2 separate regions of the Homo sapiens genome follow, and region 1 is linked to region 2. Evidence: read pairs that join two places in POLR2A ChIA-PET (ENCODE). Cell type or tissue: OCI-LY7. All regions are shown on one strand. Links, peaks and the distances in the headings refer to the core of each region. The heading gives the core; the rest is flanking DNA. Region 1 overlaps ZNF423 (zinc finger protein 423). Region 2 overlaps ZNF423 (zinc finger protein 423).

Region 1 (2,804 bases), core at 160-2,659, 69 kb after region 2:
TGGGCTTCTCTTTGCTATCCAGTTCAATGAAGGAATAGGACTAGATCAGGGATGCGTACATGTGGTGAGCCTGCTGATCATCCCCACGCCTTCATCCATACCTCACAGCAAGCCGTACCAATCTCTAAGGAATCACTGCACGGCTGAGCCCCATTTGCCAGGTGATCTTTAAGGAAAGTGGTTCTCAAACTTTAGTGAATCAGAATCAGCTGGAGAGTCTTTTAAAACAAAGATTACAGGCTGGGTGCAATGGTTCACACCTGTAATCCCAGCTCTTTGGGAGGCTGAGGCGGGAGGACTGCTTGAGGTCAGGAGTTCAAGACCAGCCTGGGCCACATAGTGGGACCCGCTGTCTACACAAAATTTTAAAAATTAGCCATGCATGGTGGTACATGCCTGTGGTCCCAGCTAATCAGGAAGCTGAGGCACGAGGATCACTTGAGCCAGGAGTTTGAGGCTGCAGTGAGCTATGATAGCACCACAGCACTCCAGTGACAGAGCAAGATCCTGTCTCTAAAAAGACAAAACACTGATTGCCAGTCCTCACCCAGAGTTTCTGATTCAGCAGTTGTATGTGGGGCTGGGAATTTGCATTTCTAGCAAGCTCTCAGGTGATGCTGCTGCTGATGCTGATGCTGCTGGTCCTTGGACTCTACTTGGAGAACCACTGATCTAGTGACCCCTGCTCTGAGAGTCTTGGTGAAACCTAGTAGGTATCCCCATGTGGGGGACAGCTTGCCATACCTAAGACTGGAAGCCTGCTGGAGCCACTGTTGCCTCCTGTCATTCAAAGGCATCCTTGAACCCAATGACAGGGGCACTCTCCGCCTACAGCCAGCTGCACTCCAGGTCGTGCATCCCACCTCGCCCTGCCCTGCTCCCTCCTGCTTTCCCTCTCTCCTGGAGCCTGGGAGAGCACCAGGCCTTCTGCTGCCTGTGTGCTGCCTGCCCCTGCTGCCCTCAGAACAGCTGTGGGCTTAATTATCAAAATAACATTTTAATAGTCTCATAACTGAACTCCCTTCAAAACATGCCAGCGGAGGAGGTGGGAAGGATTCTTTTTAGCACCTCTTCCCACCCGACTTGCTAATCGGAGGCATTTAAACTGCTAGAAGGCCCAGATGCCCGGCCCTGCCCATGGAGCCCCTCCTGCCACCACCAAGGATGCAGCTTCCACAGGCGGATCGAGGGGTCGGGCCCATACCAGACTGCCAGCCGGAACCAGGAGTCATTGCAGGAGCCACACTGCACCTTCGTAATGAGAAGAAAGTGGCTCATTCACGCGAACCCAGGCATCACTCAGGAAAGTGGATATGCTAAGAGAACTTAGGCAATTCATTTGCGATCACCAGGGGTTTCACTTGCTTTCAACACATTTTTTTTAGATTTAAAAAAAACTGCTATCACCAGCATTAACTCTGGCTCCCCGTCTCCCTGCCATTTCATGTAATAATTCCACGGGGAGTCCTGGCGGGTATTTAGCTCCTAATTTAAGCTCCACTAAACAAGCCCAACGCAAAACTAGCTTCTCAGATCAGCAGTTTCCCCTCCTACTTGCCGCAGCCCCTTCACTCTCTAGGTTCTTCAGGCCTCTAACATCACATCCGGCCAGCATTCACAACACCCGGGCTGTGAGCTAAGTGCAGAGCATGTGTTAGGAGTGGCTGCCCCAGTCCTCGTTCAGCAGCACAGGGAGATAGGCCCGACTGTGCCTAGGAGGAAATGAAACCAGGACAGGCCACATCCCCAAGCTGTATGGCTAGCAGTGGGTGGGGCTTCGACAGAGGCCAGGCTGGAGGGCACCGTGCTACCTCCGGCAGCATTTGCCCTGGGTGTCCCGACTTCCAAGCCAGCCCTTCTCAAACTTGACTGAGCATGCAAATCACCTGGAGCTCTTTTAAAAACACGGATTCTTGTTTGGCAGGACCAGGTGAGGCCTGGCCTTTGGTACTTCTCGCACACTCTGAGACACTGCAGATGGTGTAGGTCACTGGCCCACACTTGGAGGAGCCTGAAGGAGGCACGGGCTGCCCTCCAGGGTGGTTAGATCAGAGACTGAGTGCAGGCTGGGAGAAGCAAAGGCCAAACTCTGTCTTAGGGTGGGGTCCTTTTTCTCCCCTGGCTCTCTCCTGATCACCCCAGATAGTGCTCCTGACTCCTGGGAGAGACAGAGGGGCAGGGCTATTTCAAAGGTCAGTGTTCTCATCTTACCCTGTTCATCCCGTTTCTCAAACTCCATACCCAGACATGGAACCAGAAGTTTCCTTTGCTCTCTGGAGGAAATTGCCAGAACCAGACAAATCCCTTTGGCCCTCATCATATTTCCTGCTGCCCGCATTGACCACTTACTGTATACCAAGATAGACACTGGGAACACTGGGAACAGCAACCGTGGCTGTGGTCCCTGTGCTCAGGCAGCTGACTGGGGTGCCTGGCCAGCTGCTGTCCAAGGGAGCTCATGGTGCCAGGTGAACTCGTGGTGGGGGCAGGGGCAGAGGCAGGGGTGCAGGCAAGAGCAGTAGCTGGGCTGGGCACTGCCAGGTGCCCTGAACCTTGACAGAGTCAAGTCTATTGAGTGTTAGCCCCAATGCAACTACATTCACTACCAATAAAAACGGAGGCCACCATGCCACTCGTGGACACTACCTGGAGGCAGGCACTCTTTCACAGACTTGTAGACTCAGGCCACTGCAGTCCGTAGCTCAAGGCCAACCCTTAGCAAATTGGCCCCTACCCATCAGAAAACTGGTCCTGTTGGAAAACCCCCAGAGCCCAACTCTCTGCTGCCCACACAGTCTGCCCCA
Region 2 (2,804 bases), core at 102-2,601:
CGTGTCCATTTTTACTTTCTTCCAAATTTTGGTTAAAAGGAAAACTTTCCTGCATCCTCAAAATTTCTAGAAAATTAAGTCCTACAGACTAAGAACTGTTCTGGCGGATATTCTGAGGGGGCCTCCTCAGAAAACATGGCCCATCAACCCCCAAGAATGGCCCCCAGCCCCTCATGGCCCAGCCCCCTTGCTGACAGACCCCCAGGCTGCAGGGCAGAAGCTTGTAAGGATGGACCTAATTTGCTGTGATAAATTGTGTGCACGCACCAGTGATCAAAACTGCAGCTGAGACCGATTACACTTTATGATTGTGACGGTTCTTGGGAAACACGTAGGTGTACATCCTTGCCAGTCCAGAGAGGGGGTCCAACCTGGCACCCAGCAAAGGGTGATCCCGTCACCCAGAAAGGCAGGGCTCCATGGGCTGCCCACTCTTTGGAAGCTGGTCCCACTGATGAGGCTGAAGAATGCTGTGGCCTGGCCTCAAATGCCTCGTCTGCCCTCTCATACATACCCAGCCTCCAACCAAACAGTGGGCACATTGTCACTGCCCAGATACCTGCCCCACAATGATCAAGTGGGTCTGCCCTGTGCCCCCCACTTCTATCACCAGGCAGAAGTCACTGGTTTTCATAATGCAAACCAAGAATTATCTATATCGCCAGTCTGTCCCATCCCACTCATCTCACCAGAGGGGTGTGTGCTTTCGTGTGTGTGTGTATGTGTGTGTAGGTATATGCACAGTTTTAAAGTAAGGAGAGGGATAGGTAAGAGTGAAGTGTGAAATTAAGAGCACACGAAGAAGGCATCCGAAAAGCTGTGTGGTTCTTGACACGTACCTCACACTCAATACTGGAGGGTGATGATGGTGAAAGAACGTGTAGCTGGATGGATAGGGAGATGGATGGTAGATGATGGATGGATGGATAAATGATGGATAGGTGGGTAGATGGGTATGGGGGAATGGATGGTAGACGGATGATGGACAGATGGATGGATGGGTAGATGGAGGAATAGGTAGGTGGAAGATGGATAGTGGATGAATTGGTGAGTGGGTGGATGGGTGGATAGATAGGTGGGTAGGTGGAGGAGTGGGTGGATGACAGATTGATGGGTAGATGAATGAATAGATGGATGGATGGATAGATGAAATGGTGTGTAGGTGATGGACAGATGTATGGATGGATGGAAAGGTGGGTGGATAGATAGGTGGGTAGGTGGAGGAGTGGGTGGATGACAGATTGATGGGTAGATGAATGAATAGATGGATGGATGGATAGATGAAATGGTGTGTAGGTGATGGACAGATGTATGGATGGATGGAAAGGTGGGTGGATAGATAGATGGAAGGATCAGTGGACAGATTGGTGAGTGGATGGATAGGTGGAGAGATGGGTAGGTGGACGAATGGGTAGGTGATAGATTGATAGACAGATGGATTGATGGATGAGTGGATGGGTGGCTGGAGGATGGATGAGAGGATGGATGCATGGATGGATGGATGGGTGGATGGATTGGTGAGTGGATGGATGAGTAGATGGATTGGTGAGTGGATGGATGAGTAGATGGATTGGTGGGTGGATGGATAAATGTGTAGATGAATGGATGAATGGTGGGAGGAAGAGGAGTGCATGAATAAATAACTGGGTAGGACGGTAAACGTTGATGAGTTGATGAGAAGACAATGGGCTTTGGAGATCAAATCTTGCCTTGGCTAATTACTGTCTTTCTGACCCTAGCCAAGTCACTCGCTTCTCTAAGCACTCCTTCACTCACCTGAAAAGTAAGACTAATAATATCTACCTCATTGCCTTGTTAGAAGCTTCAAGTTAGATAACATATGTAAAAGGTTTTATAACATGTAAAATGCTGTATGGACACTTAATAGGGTCATAACTAATACTAACCACAGGGCTTTGTCATCTCTGTCAACTAAAAAACATGGATGATCCCACATTTTTTTTTTGGTAGATACGGGGTCTCATTATGTTGTCCAGCCTGGTCTCAAACTCTTGACCTCAAGCCATTCTCCTGCCTCAGCCTCCCAAAGCACTGGGATTACAGGTGTGAGCCACCACGCCTGGCCAATACCACATTTTTGATGTGGCAGCTTCTGAGGCAAAGATGAGGAAACAAAGATGGCGCCACAGGTCAGGGCTGCAGCTGTCTAGACTATACCTCCAGGTGTGGCCTCAGCTGGGAAACTGGTCACTGTGCAGGAAGCAGAGAGCCTCACTTGCCTCCTCCGCTCAAACACTCAAACCCAAATGAGTAGAACACATTCCACAACTCCCACCACAAGCCCCACTTCTCTCTGCCAGTATCCTACTTTAATGCCCAGGTCCCAAGCCTGTATTCAAGTCTACAAAATGGTGAGAGTCAAGAGCATTTCTAGTGGCCCCTAGAATGTTGCAGAGGCAGCAATGGTTGCAGAGGCACCAATGAGATAATAATTGCAAACTGTGAAGTGTTTCAACGGGGTTACAAACTCACAGTGCAAGTTGGTAATAAGCCAGGTAAGGAAGGCCAGTTGTGGGCTGTGTTGAACCAGGAAGCACATCCCAGTATCCAAAGGGGTCACACAGAAATGTCGGCCAGGGGCTGCCAGGCCTGATTTATAGAAAAATCAATAAATCCAGCCATTTAGTGTGGTGGTGAAGAGGACAGAAGCCGGGGCTGGTGGCCTGGGTCCAGCATTAACCAGCTCTGAGGCCTTGGGGGGTTAGTTGACCTCTCTGTGCCTCATTTTGCTTGTCTTCATATTAGAGGCATTGTGAGGATCAAATGTTTTTATGCCTACCAGT

The links. ChIA-PET counts read pairs that join two places held together with the same protein. Peaks named below come from ENCODE experiments on the same cell type or tissue, not always from the same donor. Only the 100,000 strongest peaks of a DNase experiment are listed, where the experiment ranks them.
Region 1: POLR2A ChIA-PET joins it to region 2 with 5 read pairs; 2 of 35 experiments call an interaction of 5 or more read pairs at or near these places.

The regions. Positions count from the first base shown.
Region 1 is chr16:49,573,864-49,576,667 of GRCh38, forward strand. The region is part of intron 5 of ZNF423 (zinc finger protein 423); the gene reads right to left. Among named protein-coding and RNA genes, the nearest start is that of LINC02179, 110 kb to the left of the region's middle. In OCI-LY7, for the core only: no CTCF peak of the experiment used is centred there; a DNase peak (open chromatin) is centred at 1,658; H3K27ac peaks cover 922 bases.
Region 2 is chr16:49,505,348-49,508,151 of GRCh38, forward strand. All of the region lies in intron 7 of ZNF423 (zinc finger protein 423), which reads right to left. Among named protein-coding and RNA genes, the nearest start is that of LINC02179, 41 kb to the left of the region's middle. In OCI-LY7, for the core only: no CTCF peak of the experiment used is centred there; no DNase peak of the experiment used is centred there.